2 separate regions of the Homo sapiens genome follow, and region 1 is linked to region 2. Evidence: chromatin loops called from intact Hi-C (ENCODE). Cell type or tissue: Caco-2. All regions are shown on one strand. Links, peaks and the distances in the headings refer to the core of each region. The heading gives the core; the rest is flanking DNA.

What was found. Hi-C counts contacts between places; a loop is a spot of excess contacts. Peaks named below come from ENCODE experiments on the same cell type or tissue, not always from the same donor. Only the 100,000 strongest peaks of a DNase experiment are listed, where the experiment ranks them.
Region 1: it touches region 2 in a loop (2.8-fold over the local background); 2 of 110 quality-filtered maps call a loop at or near these places.

What each region holds. Positions count from the first base shown.
Region 1 is chr3:114,365,417-114,376,259 of GRCh38, forward strand. The region is part of intron 10 of ZBTB20 (zinc finger and BTB domain containing 20); the gene reads right to left. ZBTB20-AS1 (ZBTB20 antisense RNA 1) reads left to right here. Exons shown (of 9, transcript NR_038993.1): 5 at 1,280-1,465; 6 at 1,551-1,805; 7 at 10,378-10,420. Among named protein-coding and RNA genes, the nearest start is that of ZBTB20-AS1, 19 kb to the left of the region's middle. In Caco-2, for the core only: CTCF peaks have their summits at 5,591 (motif pointing left) and 5,790; a DNase peak (open chromatin) is centred at 5,325.
Region 2 is chr3:114,492,011-114,502,853 of GRCh38, forward strand. ZBTB20 (zinc finger and BTB domain containing 20) reads right to left here. Exons shown (of 12, transcript NM_001348800.3): 7 at 8,342-8,381. All of the region lies in intron 1 of ZBTB20-AS5 (ZBTB20 antisense RNA 5), which reads left to right. Among named protein-coding and RNA genes, the nearest start is that of ZBTB20-AS5, 44 kb to the left of the region's middle. In Caco-2, for the core only: no CTCF peak of the experiment used is centred there; DNase peaks (open chromatin) are centred at 4,941, 5,201 and 6,911.

The DNA of each region.
Region 1 (10,843 bases), core at 1,355-9,354, 130 kb before region 2:
TATGCCAAGCTCTTGTTTCCCTGGGCCAGCTCTGCCTGCTGCTGATCAAATCATGCCATTCCTGTAAGAGGAGCTTGGGAACACAGTGTGTAGGGGGTGGATTTCTCAAGAACTATCTCCTTGCTAGACTGACAGTCACATGCTGTATTCCCTAGACAAAGATTAGACCCAGGAAAAAGATGAAACAAGGAGGAGGATGTGGGGTTGCAGAAAACTGTGCAGGATGTTACAGTAACGGGAGGTGGGAGTGGGAAAACCTTTCCTTTTTGTTGTTTCAAGGTTTGCTAGAGCTTTTGCCTAATCATCTGTTTGAGCATCTTGAAAATAAGTATCTATTTCCATGGTATCTATCAAAAACAGGCACCAGATTATACTACAAAGTTGACCTGCCATATTGCTATTAGAATTAAAACATGTAGCAGCTTACATTCAAAAGAAAGCTTTTCTGTTTCCCCAGCATGAAAAGCAGAGGGTATTTGTGATACACTTTGTTTTGTAGGTCTGCTGAATGAAAAAAATAATCGGGTAAAAAATTAGTACCTATATTTTCACAAATGGGCATAATGCTTACAAATGCACTACATCATTATTTTAGCTTCATTCTCCCCACAACATTCATTTATTCATTCAACAAACATTTGCTGAGCACCTACTCCTAATTTGTGTAAGCACTTTGCTGGGTGCTAGGGATTCAGCAGTGGACAAGGTAAACAAGATTCCGCCCTCCTGAATTCTGTCACCTGGCCAAAATAAACATTTAACAAGTACGCTGCTAGAATTTTACTTGAGAAAAAGGAATAATTCATCTTACCTAGTATTTCTTCTGAATCTTTCTTAAACATATTTCTTGAAGGTCCAGACTCCTTTAACTAAGAAGTTCTATCTTAAATCTCTCTCTTTCCATTGTTATATTCATTCCTTTCTTGGTTACAATGTGGAGAGTTCAGATTGCAACTGCTATCATTTCTGGGGGGAATGGGGGTGGGACTGTAACCCTGAGAATCCTTGCTTTTCAAACTACACATATATTTTCTCTGTAAATATTGTACCATCTAATTTGCGTCTTTGGATTTTGTTGATTAGCCATCAACATGTGATTTAAGGAATACTGCATATGAGATGCAGAAATCATGACTCAGTAAGTTATTATTTTAAAGCTCTATTTTGGGATTTATACAGACTTGTGTACAGTCTAGTTTGGCTTTCAATCTAATCTGCAACTATTACTAGGAGGCTTTTAGATCAAGTTCCATACCCATGTGTCTCTGGAATTCTACAGTGAGAAGCAAAAGTGCTCAGGAGTTAAGAGAAGCAGACGTCCGAAATTATCTCCATGCATTACCAAAAACCGTGGGCACCACGGCACGGGGAAAACTTACCAGGTACAATGAGCCAGTGACTGTTACTGAATTTCTTAAGATTACACTTTTCCCAACTACTGCAGACTGCTTCAGAATAGAAGAAGGTAAGTAAGCAGGGTGATTACAAGCAATCCTCCTCGGAAGTGAAACTCACTCTTCTAAGTTTACCTCTGTTTTGAATTATTTCAGACAACTCTCATGCCATCAAGCCGACGGACTTTCAAAAAAATAAAAGATGCATTTCTTTACTTGTAAGTATTTGTCTTTGCAAAGGGCTCTCTGATATGGTAGCACAGAAGTTTGCACATTCTAAGGATCTGATGTTTTGCCCTCTTCGGGTATCCCGGCTGGAAGGAGCTACGGTGAAAGGGCACCTAAGGTGAATGGACAGATTGTAGATGGGTGCACACAGGAAAATGTACAGCTCCTACAATGTATTCTGAGGTAAGAGAGCACACAAGTCCATTCCCTATAATTTGAAAATCTCTCTTCTTTTTTTATTTTTTAGAGACAGGATCTCACTCTGTCACCCAGGGTGGAATGCAGTGGGATGATCATGGCTCACTGAAGCCTTAACTTCCTGGGCTCAGGTGATCCTCCCACCTCAAATTCCCAAGTAGCTGGACTACAAGTGCACACCACTATGCCCCGCTAACTGTTTTGTAGAGATGGGGTTTCACTATGTTGCTGAGGCTGGTCTCAAACTCCTGGGCTCAAGTGATAAATCCACACTGGCCTCCCAAAGTGTTGGGATTACAGGCGTGAGCCACCATGCCCAGCGTGAAAATCTCTTATTGACTAGAATGCACTTGAAGACAAAAAGGAACTTAACAGGTTAACACTAGAATGTAATGCTATAATATTAATAACACTCTAACCCTTCCCTATACCAAGAAGACAACATTCAGAGAGATTTGAAACTTCTTTCAGCCCCAGTTTCCTTATCTGTAAATGGGGTGTTTTGTAATAAGATTATGCATATTAGTCCTCTTTCATTTTTAGGAAAAAAAAACATACAAATGGGGGAATAAAAGAAGGCAAAGAGATAATGGAGAAACTTCCCAGTCTATTCAGGCCTGAATCCAAGAAGGGACAAGAAGAAGGGCACTGGCTTTTCCTCGAAGTGAAGGATGTAACTGTCTTACACACAATCTCCTCCCATAGATCTAGGGCTTTTCAGCCTCAGTCGTTCTCAGGGGGAAAGGATGGGGACCTGCAACAACTTTCACTTAGGCTGCATCAATTTTAGTTCATATTAATAATTTTCAAGCACTTAAAACTGTAGCCGACACTCAAATTCACGGAGCGCTGGCTGTTTTTCTGGTGCTGCTTTAAGGGCTTTACATGTAGTGTTCCATCGAATCCTTCTAATAACCCTATGAGATGCATACTATTTTTATTCTCATTATGCAATTATGCACATGAGGAAATGGAAACATAGGGAGGTTAATTAAAGGCACATAAAATGCATTCATAGGCTGAAGTTCATGTTAAAAAGAGCAAATAAGTAGACCATGGGGGTGAGAAAATATTTTCTGAATATTGGAAAACAACACATAGCCCCAGTCTTAGTCCATTAGCAACATGTTCAAGAAATAGCTTTAGCAGTCTGTTATCATACCTGCCCCCACCCTGAAGGCATATCGGAGGGACCCGAGAGGACATCAGGAGCCATTCTGCATTGGGATGTTCACAGGGACCTCTCCTCATTGCTTCTAAGTTCACTCTTGGGTGCCAGGTTTGAGGGTGCAGATTCTGATTAGGATATGTCCTGGGGAAGTGGCTTTTTCCTTCTGTTAGTTCTCTGACCCTAATGTAACAAAATCTTTAAACCTGTGTCCCAGAACAACACGCAGGAAAGAATATGAACCTCTAAAAGAAAGGCCCAGTAATGGTACCAGTAGAGTCCAAGGCCTCCAGGTCAAGAACTCCTGCTCTGGAGCAGGGCTGGAAGTGGGGGCACGCTTTGCCTGTATCACTGCCCAGTGAAACCAGGCCTGCTTTGCAGTGCCTGTTAGCATGTCAACCCAGGATTACTTAGGCCACTTCAGGAATCCCAGGATCTAGTCACCCATCTGGGACCTTTAGGTCAGGAAGAAAATGGAATGGGCTAGATTTATGAAAATTGGAAAAAATCCAGTCAGGTGTACCTATAAAGACCTACAGTATTTCCCTGAGAAAATGACATGTATCCTTTACCCTGGGGTTAACTTCTAAAAGTTTTAGTTTAGAATTTGCATGTGTCTTTTCCATTAGACACAGAGTTATCTTTTGTAGTTCAAACTTATATGCACCTTTCTTTCATTGTCTCCTTTACATCTAAATACCTGGTTAAGATATGAGGCAAAGAGATAATCAGTGATTATATAGGGAAGAACGTGATTACAGTAAAAAATTGAAGGACAAAGTTAATTCAGTTACTGCTTTTTGAAATTCTTTGTAGTATTCTACATGCCACACCAAGCTTTTTTAAAAATTCTGTACTCTTTGGTCTAATATCTTGGTATAAAACTGATAACATAACCAAGCTAAAACTAGTGAGGATAAATAAGTAGGAGGAAACTCATTTTTAGAATTGGAGAGGAAAGGAAAAAACTCCTCAAGGTCAATTTTGACATCAACTATAAATTCATTTGGCCTTGTGAAATTATAAAGACTCATGTTCAACATTGTTCCATGTGGTTGTTTATATAATTTTCAGTAGTGACAAAATAATCTCCTTATTTAGTTTTACAGGTAATTTAATAGTAGAACAAAGTATCGTTTGATTCAGTTGGTTCCAGATCACCATCCTACAGTAGAAGTATATCAGATACTTTTGTGTACAGGTGGGATTGGCCTTTGGAATGTCTTGGACCATCACAGAAAGCAGCATACTTTAAGTAAACAAATTGAAACCCTCCCTACAAATAATGAATTTGAGGATGTCCCATGACAATGAAGGTGGCCTTGAGAACAACACATAGGTTTGTTATTAGTAATTACAGAGCTACCTGAATTGGGCATATCATGAAAGAAGTACACAGAACATGGCTTTTAAAGAATTATGCTTTGTCATTTCAAAAACAATTGTTTTTAAAAATTGTTTTAAAAATTGTTAAGATGATTTAAATGTTCAAAGTGTATGACACCTATCCTCTGCTTAGTGTTCAGAGGTTACTGAGGGTAAGGAACTGAGTTAATATTTGTGAAGTAATAATACTTGTAAAACATTATTTCTCATAAAAAATAATAGAAAGCAATGTTGAGAAGAAGTAGAGAAAGAACCAGTATAATATAATTACTGCCTCACTGGGCTTGGGTAGTGCCTTCAAATTCCTTTCACATATATTTACCATTCCAATTGCCCTGTGAAATGGAAGATCTAATTCCTTCTCACTTTGCCTATTTAATTGCAGAGTCTCCCTTAACACTGGTTTTTCTCAGTCTATAATGGGCTAGGAACTCTTGTATCATAAAAATATTCATTACTCCACTTTTGAGTTACCCATTCATTATTTCTTTTTAAAACATTAAACTTGTACTTTGTAATAGTTGCTTTCCCATTTATCCTATGTTTGCTCCTGAACCCCTCTTTATGGTCTTTTTTGTGACACATCTGATTCTGTTTTCTTGACAACAATCAGGAGGCTAGTAATCCCAAAACCTAAGGTAATCTTTTCCTAGGTCTCTCCCTCGTTGGTGTCTGTGGCACCTGATACTGACTGCTGATCCTTCCTCTCCCTGATGGTCTCTCTGCACTATCCTGGTTTTTCTCCTATCCCTTAGAACTCTCTTTTCTTTTCCTCTATTTATTCATTCTTCATTCTCTTTCTTATCACTCATGTAAATATTTCCCAAGGTTTTGCTTTCCTTTTTTCTCTCAACAAAGACTTCTTTGAAGTTTACTCCCATATTTATGGCTTATAGTGCTCTTGGCCAAAGTGTTTGCTAGTCCTAATCTCACGCATTCCTGCTGTGCCCCAGGACCCTGTTTGTAACTCAGTGTTAGTTGTCTCCACTGGGAACACCTGTGGTAGCTCATACTCGGCACTATATAAAATGGAATTCAATTTGATTCCTTTAAATGCTTTTCATCTTTACTTGATACCTTGGAGTTATCTTTGATAACTGCCTTTGTTGTAACTAACACTCAGCTCCCAGAGCTGTCTACCCTCATCCACAAAATCTGTTGCACCTGGATCCTCCCCATTCCTCCTATTACCGCCCCCTTCAGGTCACCAATAGTGTGAAATACTGACAGTGCTGTCTGGACCCTCTCCTTCCTCCAGTTGCTCCTTCTCACATCCAGGCTGCCAAATTAGATCTTCTCAAAATCTTGCTCATGGTAGGCCCTACTTAACACCCTTCCACAGCTCTGCAACAGAGGTGCAAACCCCTCATACCTAGTCCTGATGCCTCATTTCCAGTCTTTCAAAAGAGCTCAAATGGAGCCATGTCTAATAAACCTACCTAGATATTACTGTTAACTGGATTAAAATATACTTTACAAACTTTCTAAATTCTCAGATACTGGTGATGTGAGGATACATATTGTTTTAAGATTCTTGGTGGTGGGGTCTGTTTTTCTCCACCTTTGTGTCCTCATGGAACTCACTGTAGTGACAGGCACAAAAGATATATTCTATACATACTTGCTGAGTGAGTGAATCAATGCTCCGGTGGGTCTCTGTGTATGGGGACATATCTTTAACCACGCTGCATGGAAGTTGTTTGTGAATGTTATTTGATCTTCTCTACAAGACTCTAAGTCTCTGAGCCTAGGGCTCCAGTTTATAAAACTGCGTCCTGCACAATACTTAGCCTGTGGTCCTCCACATTGAAAGCATCCACTATATTGATGGATGAATAGTCCTGACTCCTTTCTGTTCAGAGAACATTAAGTTTGTCCAGAAGCAGACTTAGTAACAAGCAGCATAAATGGTGGGAGAAAGGGCAGGGTTCTGTTTCTGACTCTGTCATTCATTATGCTGGGAAACTTTCGTTATAACACTTGTGTTATTTGGGCCTCAGTTTTCTCATGTGTACAATAATGGGTATAGACCAGGTAACCTTTAATCTTGCACTGCTGATAAAAAGTTAGAACTGGCACACATTCCTCAGAGAGAACAAATGATTCAGAGGCAGAAGAAAAGCAAAAAAGAAAGCAAAAAAAAAAAAAGGGATTCTGCTGATGAAGTAATAAGGTATGTGATTATGGTACCTAGTGTGAGGTGACTGGTGGAAAGATCCGACTTGAAATTTCCTTAAAGCAAGAAGTCCTTAAAGAATCCTCATGCTTGCTCTCAATCAATCCTAAATGATCCAACTCTAAGGGCAGTAGTGCATGTGGCCTCTTTTATTTTAAGTAAGGATGTGAGAAGTCTTGACAGATATGGAGAAGCACTAATTTTATATAATGAAATCTGCCATGAACAGAGGAAGCACACATGAAACTGTCACTAGCAGCTGTAGATAAGAATTAAAGATGTATTCCTGCATGGGATGAGATGGCAAGATGAAGAACAGAACCGTGAAAATCAGCATTGGGCCCTAACAATTACATGTGGATAATCATATCTATGCACTGTTTGGGAGAGCAATATGACACAGTGTAACTTGAGCCAATGGGCATTGAGACCAGACTTGCCAAGGGACCTGGGAGGATTTTATAAGAGGACAGACTGTTAGAGTCGGGAAGGGCCACAAATCCATGACAAAGTTCCAGCATGACACCTGTAGGTGACTCTGGCTCCATGAATGAACTTTTCTCAACAATTAGTTATTCTGAGCCAGGTGTGGTGGCTCATGCCTGTAATCCCAGCACTTTGGGAGGCCGAGGCAGACGGATTGCTTGAGCTCAGGATTCGAGACCAGCCTGGGCAACATGATCAAATCTCACCTCTAAAATACAAACAAACAAAAAACCCCCCAAAAAACTAGCTGGCTGTGGTGGCACAAGTCTATGTTCCCAGCTACTCAGGAGGCTGGGTGGGAGGATTGCTTGAGCCCAGGAGGCAGAGGTGGCAGTGAGCTGAGATTGCACTGCTGTACTCCAGCCTGGGCAACAGAGCCAGACCCTGTTTAAACAAAAAAGAAAAATAAAAAGAAAATTTATTTTGTGATTTACTGATCAAAATCATCACTAGGTCCTTCAGAATACTTTCTTTTTTTTTCCTGAGATGCAGTCTTGCTCTGTCACTAGGCTAGAGTGCAGTGGTGCAATCTCGGCTCACTGCAACCTCCGCCTCCTGGGTTCAAGCGATTCTCCTACCTCAGCCTCCCAAGTAGCTGGGACTAGAGGCACGTGCCACCATGCCCAGCTAATTTTTCTATTTTTAGTAGAGACAGGGTTTCACCATTTGGCCAGGATGGTCTCGATCTCTTGACCTCATGATCTGGCCGCCTTGGTCTCCCAAAGTGCGGGGATTACAGGCGTGAGCCACTGCGCCTTGCCCCCTCAGAATACTTTCTTACTTTGACTGGCTGTGTGGAAGGAAGGGTTCTTTTGCCTATTAGAAAATAAGTAGATGTCTTGCTTTATTATATATTTGGAAAGCAAATGTCTCTGAAATGGATATAGGATTCAGCTCAGCTGAATTATAACAATAGACAATGTTACCCAAATACAAATCTTCCCATGATTAAAATGAGGCAAAGTATAAGAAGGCCTCAGTGTCATAACTGAACTGTTCTGTTTTCTGAAAACTCTGCGCTCTGTTTGTGCCTCTATGGTTTTGCTTCTTTCTATTCCTTCTGCCTGGAATGCCATTACTTCTGCCTTCTACTTTACAAATGCCCACTCCTTTATGATCCAGTTTAATTTCATTTTTGGTGTGGAGCTCTTTCCACTTCAAGAGGCTCTTTCCTCGGGGGCTCTGTAGCATTTTGTGCATACTGGAACACTTTAATTCTGCATTTATATTTACCCCGTTATGTTCCAAAGTGTGGGGATGGGGTCTTATTCCTATCTTCGTCCCTAATCTTAGCTGAGGACTTGGTGCAGAATGAGGGATCTGATAACATTTGATCAATGACTGAATTAATGACTAAATGAATGAATGAATAAGAACGACTACCAGAAATTACTGCATTAAGTGACTATGGAAGAAACCCAGTTAAATTGGTGTTGTAGGGAAATAATAAGTTTTATAAAAAGAGGGCCAATTTAAAAAATAGAGGTAGATTAAGATACAAAGTTTCAAGACCTGTGCTTTTTTAAAATAAGTGTGTCCCCAAATGCACAAAGTGGAAACTCTAGGAAATTAGAGCAAATAAAAAAAACGAACTGGCCTTCCAATGTATAAGTGCTGGACTAAGCACTAAAATCTCTAAATAAAGGGTATAAAAGGTAACGAAAAAATTCCAAAGAGATTATATATCAATTAACTAAGAGGCAGAAAGGTGACTTTTTAAAACGGGAAAGACTATCTTTAATGACAGGAAATCCACATTTAACAGATGAGGGGCTTACTTGGCAATGAAATGACAGAAAAACAGTTTAAATGAAAAGATAAATATATAATTCCTTACAGAACATAGAATAAAGCAGAATGCAGAACACTGGGGGCAACGAGAGCACTTAGTTGTACCAAAGACACTCTATTACTGCTTAACTGATACGGAATTTATTAGAAAATTAATAACAAGCCATTGGATAGTAACTGTCTGTGGTTGTTATTCCATTCCATTTTGGCTATATTTTCTCTGCAAATTAGTGTGACCCTAAAATGTTTTCAGGATTGTCCAACTTGTCCTAAATTCCATAAATAAACTCTTTCAGAGGATGCTGTTTTTTGCCATGTCTCTATTACGGTTCTTCACAGATGGACCATTTTTGTCCTTCCAAAGTCTAAGAATAACTCTTTCAGTTATCAAGACATACCAAAATCCAGTTCAGCTGCTCCTGTGGGATTCCAGTTAGTTTAGACACATCTGCTGAGATACATGCATTTGAATCCAAATGAAGCTTTTGTTTGATTATACATTTTGAACATTTATGGAGGTTTTCTGGGGCCAAAATGTTTTTCATTTTTTGGCACACCAAACAGAGATCTTCAGTTATAAACACTGCCTTCTGAGCACCTCCAACAGAAATCCAATCTTTTCATGTGAACAGGTGCCTCAGGAAGTTTTTGGAAGGTTTTACACTGAATCAGCTTTCCGATTGGAAACTTTCTGAACATGCAGTCAAATTTGCCAAAGAGACCTTCAAACTTGCTTGAGCAGTTTTCACTCATACAGACATACATTCACACATACAGACAGCCCAAGTAAAAGCAAATCAGAGCCCTGTAAAACTGAAGTATTTTTCTTAAAGGTTAAATATCATATGCAACCAAACTGAACAAAAAGAAATACACAACAGGAGACAGAATGAACGGATAGCACGAGGTTCTTCATTGAGCGTGTCTGCCTTAAAGCCTTACCTAGAGTTTAAGCTATACATCCTTTCAGTAAAGTTTTTTATTTCATCTGGTTTCAAATATATACTCAAGCATTCGCATTTTTAAACACGGCACCATAGAGTATTGCTACTAACGCCTTTCAATCACAAACCCGTTCAAACAGTTATTTTGAAACACTGCCTTCTCTAACACAAATGGGTAAACCAGATTTAAATGTAAAGGAAGAAAAAAAATTACTCTTTAAGTCAGGGGTTCTTTAGCAAAGCCCTCATCTTACCTGATTCCCTATAACTTTTACTTTCCAGTTTGAATACAGCATAGACTAAAAAGTTGTTATAGAGTAAAATAACTTTTTAAGCCTTAAGCCTATAAGTTTTTACAGAGTAAAATCACTCCCCCAGTGGGCATGCCTGCAATTCAAGGGGAAATCTGCTTTCAAGTTGTTCTAATGGCCCCGAACCAGATGCTCTAAGATGGCCAGAAACCTTTGTCTACACCCACTTAGCAGATTTCTGGCTCGTTATCAGGGACTAAAAGGTTTATTCACAGAAATGAATAATTTCCTTCGAAATATCCCTTACCCTATTTACATGCTTGCATATTCCTTCCATTTTGTTTTCCCCCTACAGCTTTACTAAGGGAATTAATTATCTGGAAGAACAGGAACATACAGTAAGTACATCTGAGTTACAGGATGAGACACAGTATGTCATCTATTAGGCCTGGCTAAGACCAGCAGCTGATGCTAAATGGGAAGGAACATGCACCAAATGTTTTTTAATCACAAAGTTAGTAATTAATTGCTCTTTAAAATACATTTTATGCTTCTTTCTGTCTGTGTACATGAAATGCACATTTATTACATGCCAAAAATTACAACATTATGGTTTAAATGTGACTGGCACGGAAGTCCGGAAATCAGAGTTAATGTTCCCACAGCAACTTTAATTCTGTCCGTGTGCACATGTAGAGCTATAATAGTCTTCCGTTCCAGGATAATACGTATAGATGGTTTTGGGAGGGAAGCTAAAGACCCATATCCTCAACTGTAGTTACAGGAAAAAAATCAAAGGATAAAAGCTGTGCTCCTTTCCA
Region 2 (10,843 bases), core at 1,257-9,256:
CTACCTTTGAGGCACTCTCTTGGCTTCTGTGCCTATGTTTTCTGATTTTCCTGCCACCTTCTTGGTGGCTCCTTCTGAGGGTATTTTATGGCCTCATTTTTTTCTACCAGCGGATTAAATATTAAGAGCTCTTCAAGTCTCAGTTTAGGTCTTCTTCTCAATCTAACCCTGTCCCTAGGCAATGTTATTCATGCCAACAGATTCATTTACCACTATATGTCGATTACCCTGAATTCATGTCTCCAGCCTTCATGTTACTTCTGAATTCCAGTTTTATGTATATAAATACCTGTGCAATATGCTCACTATGTATCTATCCAAAGTACCTCACACTCAACATCTCAAAAACAGAACTTACAAACTTCTCTCCACTCCAGTCCTCCTTTGGTGTTTCATGTAACTGTGAATGGTATTATCCTTCATATAGTTTGATAAGCCCCAAACCAGGAGTCATTGTTGCCACTTCTCTCTTTTATTTCACATAACCAACCATGAAAAAGTCCAGGAATATTTTACTTCTGAATTATCTCTCAGTTCCATCAATTTCCTCCCATTTCCACTGTCAATACTCTAGTCTGCCTCTTATGTGGTCTACTGGAATAGCTCCCTCACTGGTTTCCTCATATCCATTTTTGATCCTTCCAAATTATTTACCAAAGTTAAGCTACCTTGATATATATTTTTAAATTTTTAATTTCAAGATAATTTTAGATTAACGTGCAGTTGTAAGAGATAATACAGAGAGATTTGTTATTCTTTTTACCCAGTTTTGCCCAAATGGTAACATTTTATATAACTGTAGTACAATATCACAATCAGGAAATTAACATTGGTGCAATCCATCTGCCTTACTCAGGTTTCATCAGTTTTATATGCACATGAGTATGTGAGTGTATATTTAGTTCTGAGCAATTTTATTACATCCATACACTCATGAATACTACCACAGTCAAGCTACAGGACAGTTCCATCACAAAAGATCCCTTGCGTTATCCTTTATAGCAACACTCACCTCCATTTCTATCCCAACTCCCTAACTTTGTCATCCACAAGTATGTTCTCAATCCTTACATATTTTTTTCATTTCAAGAGTGCTATATAGATAAGAATCGTAACAGTACATCATCTTGAGATTAGCTTTTTCACCCAATGTAATACCCTTGTGATTAAAACCAGTTATTGTATGCATCAATAATTTATTCTGCTTAGTGCTGAGAGGTATTCCATGGTATAGATATAACAGTTTGCTTAACCACTGACCCACTGAAGAAAATGTGGGTTGTTTCCAGTTTTGGGCTATTACAAATAAAGCTGCTATGTACATTGGTGTAACATAATGTACAGGTGTTGTACAGTTATGTTTCCATCTCTCTGGGATAAATGCCCCAAAGTTTACCCTTTTAAAAAACAACAATGATCATGCCACAGTCCTTCTTAAGTTTGCTCCTCTACTGTCCTTAGGATAAACACAAAAATCCTTAACATGGCCTACCAAGGACCTGTTATCATCAGGCCTTACGTATCTCTTCAACCTCAACCTGGGCTGCTAGTCACCTTTTTCTCTCTGTGCAGCTCTCTTCAGGGACTTCATGCTGTTCCCTCTGCCTGGAATCCTCTTCCACCATCCATCCTTACTTTTTGTTTTTAACCTTCAGGTGTCATCTCAAATGTTACTATTTCAGAGAAGCTTCTCCTGAATTTCCAGACTCAGTTAAATCTTCTTCTTTTATTTGCCCTTAGAGCACATGGTACTTTTATTATATAGTGGTAAGCACAATTTGTAATTACAAGTTATATTGTGAGACCATTTGCTTAGTATCTGTCTTACATTCCCCAGATTATAAGCTCCAGAAGGAGAGAGACTATGTTAATATTCCTTTATTATATATACCTTTAGTATTTAGTAGACACTCAACTTTGTGTCCAGTAAAATTTGGCTGAGGCTTTTAAGACATAGTCCTGGAATCAAGTTCTATCTCTACCATTTATTAGATGTTCTTATAAAATAAATCAAACATGTTAAATCTCAGTTTTCTGATCTGCACAATTAGGATTATAGTAGCATCTACTTAATAGGGTAGTTTTGAAGGTTAAATCAGATAGCCATGAAAAGTATTTAGTCCAGTATCTAAAGCAAGGCAAGCACTCAATAGGTATTTCTTATTGTTATTATTAGTTGAACAAGAAACTAGAGTTTTTGTATTTTTTTTCCTAACTAGGCTTTTGTCCATTATCTTCATTTCTTGCCTGTTCCCCCAGGTTCTGATTCTTGTAACTTTTGAGACTCTGAAAAGGGGCCCTTAGTTTAGATCTTGGATAACCAGTAGGACTACTGGTTCTTACCCCAGGTATATGCTCTCAGACCAGATGTGGCTCTGGTTCCCATTTTCATCTCACTCAGTACTTCCTCCTCTTGTTTTCCAGTCTATGGATGTCAGTGTGGGTAAGAATGCCTCTTCCCTACTCCTAGTTTCCAGATGTTTTCTAAACACTGCTTTCCTCTTGTCTCATTCCTTATAATTCCCCATGGAGGCAAAGTATCCCATTGGTGGGAAAGCCCTTGGTCTATATTTCTCAGGTAGGTAGAACTGATCTATCCAAATTTGTAAGCACAGGAGTTTAACCTCTTTGTCCTTCCTTTTCTACTGAGACTATCGGGAGGTGATGACCTGGAAAGTGTTGCTCATATGCAGATCCACATTTTCCTGTAAGAGAGCTTTTGAAAGGTTTGACTGAAGGGAAGAGAGTCAGCAAACCCATTTCCTCTTTACACTAAGCTATGCTCTTCAACCAACCTTTATAAAAATTTTGGTTCCCTAGCTATCAGTTCTTTTGTCTTATTTTTCAATAGGTTTAGAATTCAAGTGGGGAAAAGTGATGCTATTTATGGGCCCCCTCGAAGATTCCAACACTTTGGTATATGATTTTGCTTGGAATATGATTCTGTTTCTCTTCATCTTTTTTACATTTTAGCCAGTTTTCAAGACTCAGCTGAATCAGTTTTACATGAAACTTTCTAGCCTGCAAGGCTCTTTCATGAATGAAACCCTATGGTACTTCCTGGACTGTATCATTCCTTTTGGAACTTAGTCATTTATTATCTTATGTGCATACACAACGCTCAACAATATAACTGTTTTTCCTAACTCAATTTTAAATTCCTTAAGAGCAAGAAAGGGTCATGTACTTATGGTATATTTATGCTTTAACTATCCAATAAAAATTATTCTTTGTACATAGCATGTTTTTAATAATATCTTAAAGCGTGAATGTGGGGGAGAGTGGCCTACTGACCAGGCTTTGATTTGAAGGCCCAAGGTACAACGGAAATGGCTTAGTAGCTGGATGGTTCCTGAAGAGGTTGTCGCAGTGCAGTGGTGAAAGAAAGAAAAGGTTACTATGGGCATGTCCCTGAGGTGTGTATCAGTGCAAGTCTGTGTATACACACACACACACACACACACACAGTCTCTCTCTCTCTTACATATATATGTAAATAGAACTTAAATCTGTCTTGTGCTGTGTTTTCGCCTTAGTAATACTTTATTTCTCTTATTAAAAATACATGGAACTCACCATCTGATAGGTAGAAAGGCTAAGAGAAATGCAACCAGAGGGAGGTAATATTCCTGGCTATAGTCGATTGGTGTTCAGAGTGTTTTGATTCTCTGAATGAGTCAAAAGATTGAAAAAAAAATAGCCACTCTTATCACTAGGAAAAGAAATGAGGAGGAAGGGTCCTGAAAATGGTGTCTGAGCAATGAAAGACAGTGAATATTTTAAAGATCACAAAATTTAATTTATTCAACCTAAATGCATAAAAGTACAGGTGGGGACATTATTTATGCAGGTATATGCAAATCACTTTATAAAATAGGCAAAGCCCTTCTGCTTTTTATAAGTTGCCAAGGTGGTTCCTGATATTTTAAAAGCTATGCACCTTTAATGTAATTTCCTAAGAGTTGGAATCCCTCTGTCGAAATCATAGTCATTGTCAGAGCAAGTTGATTTTTTTTTTTCCTATCCTCTGGGACATTTACAAGGATCTTATAACCATCACAAAAAGAGTGGTTTCCACAGAGATGTGACTGGAAAAATCCCTTGGAAATTGCTGAGGAGCAAGTCACAGTGTTCAAAGCAAAGAACATAGGCTTTGAAAACATGAACCCATCTGACCTCTTGAATTTAGTACAGTGAATTCCTGAGCTCTGAAACATGGGGCCCGGCTGTGCATGCCATATTGGTGCTATAAGACTGGCAGTAGGTTGGCTGTGGCATGGTCTATTTCAAACTCCTTCACAGTGCCCAGTGTTGCATGTTCCCAGATGACATTTGGTTGGCAGAAGCTGGGCTTCCAAAGCTGGCAGCCTGGAATGCAGCCCACTGTGTTTTGACAAACACATAATTGACCATCTGATCACCAGCCTACGTTCTGCACTCAGGTCACTGGGGGACCTGGGCTTTCAATAGGTCCCTACTCCTCGTCTTGTTCATCTTCCCAAACCTTTCTCCAGAAAGCAATATAGAGAAGGCTTAAACACACCCACGCATATCCTCCCATTTGCAAAAGAGAACATAGTACATGAAACATAAGCTGTTGAAAATTTCCTTTAAATTGTCCTGGCAGCCCAAAGTGAACAAGAGAAAAGCACACTTATGGTGAACTCTAATTCAGAGAGAAGGAATGAATACACTGAATTGTTTCAACACCCGGCTGTGCATAAGTTGCAATTCAGTTCAATGGTTTGGAAATTTTGCTTAGAAAAAGGGAGCAATGAGAAAATGATAGGAAATTGGGGCATTGATTGACTTTAGGGGGGCATTATTTAGAAACTGTTTCATTTTCAGGTGAAAGAAGAGACAAGCAGGACACTGGGAATGTCTTCTCCTTATCTGCCTGCTCCTCCCTCACACCCACTATGGGCAGTAGGAGGCACGCGAGCCTGGTGACCAGGGGGCAGTAGCTCAAAGTGAGGTCATATTCAAATTGAGGTCTTTGCTGAAGATCCCATAAGGATGTATTTTGGTCTGAAATTTGACTCCACACAATGTTTCAGCCTTTCTCCTAGAAGGCAAAGATTATGCAATAGGCCAAGATATGCTGGAATTACACAAAGGTTAATGTCTATTTCAACACTACCAAATAGCCTCTCCCTCCATCCTACCCCTACTGCACAGTTCAGGCCTTTGGCTTTTACCTTTGACCTGGTCTCCCTATTCTGAGTCAGCCTCTCCACTTTCACCAAGTGCTCTTTCTAAAACATACATCTGCTTACAATTCTTCAAAGCCTCCTTGAGCCTGCAGGATCAAGTCCAAACTCCTCTGCACGGCATACAAGGTCCTCCGTATGGCAGGCAAGGTCCCCTGCCTGCTTTCCAGCCCAATCTCATACTACTCTTTCAACCACCATGTTTCAATCACACTGAACTATTCACTCCTCTGAATCTCGCTGCTACTTAACGCCTCCTGATTTTGTAAATGCTCTTACATTTTTCTTGATTATGATCCCCTTTTCTTTCTGCTCTTTCATATCTACCTGGTAAACTGCAATTTACTCTTCTGACTTTAAGACCCAGCCTGGTCACCTTACCACATCCAAGTGGGCACTCCTCCTTCATTCCTCTTACTACGTCTTGTATATACCTGCATTTCAGTGCCTATCATATGCTATAGTCTTTATTCACTTATGTATCTCCCCTATCAGACTGAGATTTCTAACAAAAGAAAGCATTTCTTATTTATCCCGGAGTTTCCAGAACCAAGCACAGTGACTAGCTTTCCATAAATGTTTGTTGAATGAAAACTAAATAAAGAGCTGTACATGATAATTAATCAAAACGAAGCCAAGTAGTAGTGTTAGCTTTTATAAGCATAGTAGGAGCCCATTAGCAATCTAATGAAGGCAGAAGATCCCAGCAGTAAGGCACTTTCTGATGGGTATGGCAGGGGCTGGTGACTGGCTGGGGTGACAGTAAGAGTGAGGGATAAATTCTGTGATGGAGGAAGGTCTTTTTAACAGAGACTGCCACTAAGGCTGTAAATTAACACCCTTTTCAAGACTTAATATTCAATACTGAAAGATATTGTCCTGAGAATAAATCTGAATCTGAATTGTATAGAGACCTAACTTATAAGAACCAAGTTTCCCAAATAAGGTAAGTCTGTGCTACCTGCTTCAAGGTAGCATGGCAGATTATGGAGGGTTCCTCTTTGTTTCTGCTAAACAGTAATGGAATGGGAAATTCTTGGGGGAACATCTGAGAGCTCTTCAGTTCCTATTGAAATCCAGGTCAAATACAGATTGTGATACTGGACTAAATGCACTGCTAAGAGAAGATCGAACAAGCAGAATTCTGTACCTGTTTAGAGGAGGCCATTGAAGAGGCACTTGGAGTCAAAGCACTGGGGAGATAATGTTCTGATCTGTTCTCAAGGGACATTGGACATTTCTTTTCCTTTTGTCGAGCCTCTGGGGCACCACTCTGGAGCCATCAACCATCAACTGTGTCTATGGGATACTTGAGGACAGTAGGACTGTCATAAGCCCGGTCACCCTGCTGATATGAGGGCAGCTTCAAGATTTGGAACAAGCCAAGCAAACATGAAGCCTGGCCCAGGGATGGCACAAGGTCATGGGTATATGAACGGATTATCTGCTCATTATAGGTCACTCCCCCAGCCTTATGTGTGGTTAAAAAATAGGATATCTCTAGAAGCTATGCAACTGATGGCTGATGTAGCATAGAATCAGATTTGCATTTTCCTATGAGCCAGAGACAGCCTTTCAACTACACTTTTTATCTCAAAAGTCTCCCCCTTGATTCCTAATTGGTGACACAGGTCCCCTGTACTGCTTGTGTCTGAGGCTCGCCCTATAGCACTGACGTCACAATAGCTGAGCCGTGCGGGCAGGAGTGCACTGTGCTGACTCATCCCGGTGATGTGAGGATTAATGCCTTGTCTAACACAGAGCTATTATGTGAACTGTTTTTACACAAAAGAACTGTAACAAAAATGATTTGCCAGTCAGAGGACTAGAAATATGCAGTGCTAGGTAACTGAGGGGAGGGCTGTGCAGATATAAAGTGGTAACCATAAGCATGCATATTGACATCCTCCAAAGCATTTACAGACCCACTCTATCAACACTGAAATAGAGAATAACAAGACTTGTCAGGGACAGGTAGGACCCACCCCTGTTGTATAAATGCATTACACACAGCTCCAGTCTTTGGGGAGTTTAATCAATCTCCTTTCTCTGTCAAATAAACTGTCACGTTACACTTTAGCCTTAGCATCCTTTGGAGGATTCTGCCTCCCTAAATATATTTGCCACTATCTTCTAGGAATGTTAGTGGAAGGCACGCATAAACAAAATAGCCATGGGAACCTCCATTCTGTGCAAATGATTATAATACAAGAAATACCTTGGAGTGAAGAGTCAGTGAAGCAAGATATAATGTTGTGAATAAGGAACAGAGCTCACCAGAGAGTGAGAAGCAGCCAGAGGATACCGATAATTATTTATCACATTAGGTGACTATCACTACCTGTAGGATCTTTTGGGTGGTGTCTCTTATAAGTGACTTTGATTATTTGGGTTCATTGGCCTAGAATCTTTTTCAAGCAGTTCAAAATAAAATTTATTTAAACCCATTCAGTGCAGCCTGGTTTGAATTTTAAATAATGAACGTTCTCTTTTTTTTCATATAAAATCGTGTTTTTTTTTCCCCCCGAATACCTTTCCATCTTTTCTAAAAAAGAGTGGTACCTTTATAAACCTTCTGGCACACGTGAATCTGGGATTTCTTTTTTTCCCCTGTAGACTTCATAATTTTGCACAAAAGTTTAGTCTATTTATTTTACAGTCTTGTACTTCTTAGTAAAGGGATATTAGAAATTTTGTCAATAAATGAAAGCTCTGATCTAGAAGTTAAAATTAAAAACTATTGGACCTAGGGATGGGTACATAACTGAAGAATACATAATTGCCCAATGATTGACAGGGGAGCAAAAGCCCAACTGTTGCTGGTATTTGGCTGAATAATGTAAGCTATACTTTAAAAGAGCAGTGACTTTTGCAAACAGCAGCTGCAGCCAAGTAAAGGGCAGCCTTTATAGAAGTACAGTATCTGGGCCACTGGTATTTTCTGCACCCTCATGGATAGCAACTTAGTATTACCACCAACAGCATACACTCCAAACGCAAAAGAAACTAATACACACTACAGAAGCACTAGAAACCACAACAAAGTCAACTAGGAAATATGCCAGTGAAAACCACAATTTCCTAAATCTGACACTTTTTTTTTTAAAGGTAAAGAAATCACTTTTACTTACGTAAAGAGAAGGGGCAGGTCACAGACTGATGGTCAAAGATCTGAAAATCAAAGAAAAAATAAGGAATTAAAAGCAAACCGATATATGATGCAAAACCAATATATAAAAGCAAAATGATACAGTGGGAAGAAAGAAAGCAAATCTAGGCATAGATGGGACTGGTTGTTCCTAAAGGAGCCTATTTTGTCACTTCTAGCCTCAAAATAAAGGAGACCCAGCTTCATAAAAACTTTCTAAAGGTATGACCCCCTGCTATGATGACCAAGACAGTACTTCCCAGCACAAGGAGTGCAAAGACCTTTCTTTGTTCATTTCATTCTAATCTGTATCATATAGGATTTGGTAGAGCTATGTTACCATTTAACAAAATAGCCACTAGCCACATTTGTCTATTTAAATTTAAATTATTTAACATTTAATAAAAAGCTAAACATTTAGTTCCTCAGTCTTGCCAGCTTCATTTCAAGTGCTCAATACCCACATGTGGCTGGTGACTGCCTTACTGGATAGCACAGATAGAAAATGTTTCTATTATTGTAGAAACTTCTATTGGGCAGCACTGACTAGAATAGGTAAAAGCTTTACTATACAGTACATGACCAATTTTAGCTAATTTTGACAAAGATGAGTCAAACCCTGATAAACTTTGTCTCTTTTAAGGTATATTTAGTATGTTTAATGTCCAGAAGTTCCTCTGAACAAATTCAATACATTCGTGTGTAGCTAAGAACTCAGTCCTAAGTTTGCCCCGGACTTGCCTTCTAAAACTGCCTCTACCCCTTCTCACCAGCCTAGAATGTCCCCTCTATGGTGGAAAATAATCTGATAAAGTGATTTTAAACAAAGCTTCTCTCCCACCAAACACAACTCTGTTTGGTGATGAAAATTTCAGATGAAATGATGAAAATTTTAGATTTTGGAGAAGCTGACCCTAACAGTGTTCTTGTTCTATGTTTAAAATCTGATATTTCACTCTTTAAATTACAAGCCAGGCTAGGCGCGGTGGCTCACGCCTGTAAATCCCAGCACTTTGGGAGGCCAAGGTGGGTGGATCACTTGAGGTCAGGAGTTCGAGACCAGCCTGGCCAAAATGGTGGAACCCTGTTTCTACTAAAACTACAAAAATTAGCCAGGCATGGTGGCGGGCGCCTGTAATCCCAGCTACTTGGGAGGCCGAGGCAGGAGAATTGCTTGAACCTGGGAGGCGGAGGTTGCAGTGAGCCCACATCACGCCACTGCACTCCAGCCTGGGTGACAAGAGCAAAACTCCGTCAAAAAAAAAAAAATCACAGGCCAAAAAAAAAAAAAACTATTATAGGACTGGTCTGCCCATCATTGTGCTTTGTTTTTTTTTCTTTCTTTTTTTTTTTTTTTTGAGATGAACTCTCCCTCTGTCACCCAGGCTGGAGTGCAGTGGCACGATCTTGGCTCACTGCAACCTCTGCCTCCTGAGTTTAAGCGATTCTCCTGCTTCAGCCTCCTGAGTAGCTGGGACTACAGGCACGCACCACCACACCCAGCTAATTTTTGTAGTTTTAGTAGAAATGGGGTTTGCCATATTGGCCAGGCTGGTCTCAAACTCCTGAACTCAGGTGATCCACCCACCTTGGCCTCCCAAAGTGCTGGAATTACAAGTGTGAGCCACCGTGCCCAGACCCATCAGTGTTTTGATAGCTTCTCTTAGAAGGATAAAACTGAAGTAGGAGGAGAGCCATGACAAATTAATAAACCAAAAAAAGATACTGAGAAAACAAAGCAGGTCCCCCTACCTCTAGCCCACTTAAATATATCAAGAATTTAATACAGGGTGATTCAATCTTGCCTCTCTGACACCATGATTTTAACAACTTCACATAAGGCCTCCAGAAATATGCAAAACAAACTTCACTAAAGGAGATCAAGTAGAAGGACCTGATTAAGTATCTTTGCATTGAAAAGGCTAAAGCAGAAAACCAGCAATTAAAGACATCACCCTTCCTGGAAAGTTTCTGGGACAACTGCACTATTGTAGAGATTTCTTCAAAGAAATGATTTCCCTTTGTGGTCAATGTGAAACCTTGCTCAAGTACATGCAGGTGTACTTGATGCAGGATGGTGACAAGACGAGTTAAGATGAAAATCTCCAGCCTGGATTATTATAATGCTAATACAAGAGAGGCTGGAGATCTCCAATGCTTTCAAATTGTTTCACAAAATTCATGAGTTTAATGAAAATTTTAGGCAAGAGAATTAGATTATGTATGATTCATTGAAAGCACATACAAATTTGAAATATATATATAACACTGACTAGTCTTCAAAGATTTTAAAGCTCTAAGTTTTGCTATATTCTAGTCTTCTCTGCAAGCCAGGATATTAGACTATGGCACAGGGGCATATTTTCTTACCATTTTCCTCCCTCCCTCTCTCCTTTCTTCCTTCCCTCCCTCCCTCCCTCCTTTCTTACATTCCTCTCTCTCTATTTCTCTTTCTTTCTTTCCCTCTCCTTTTTTGAACTTGCTG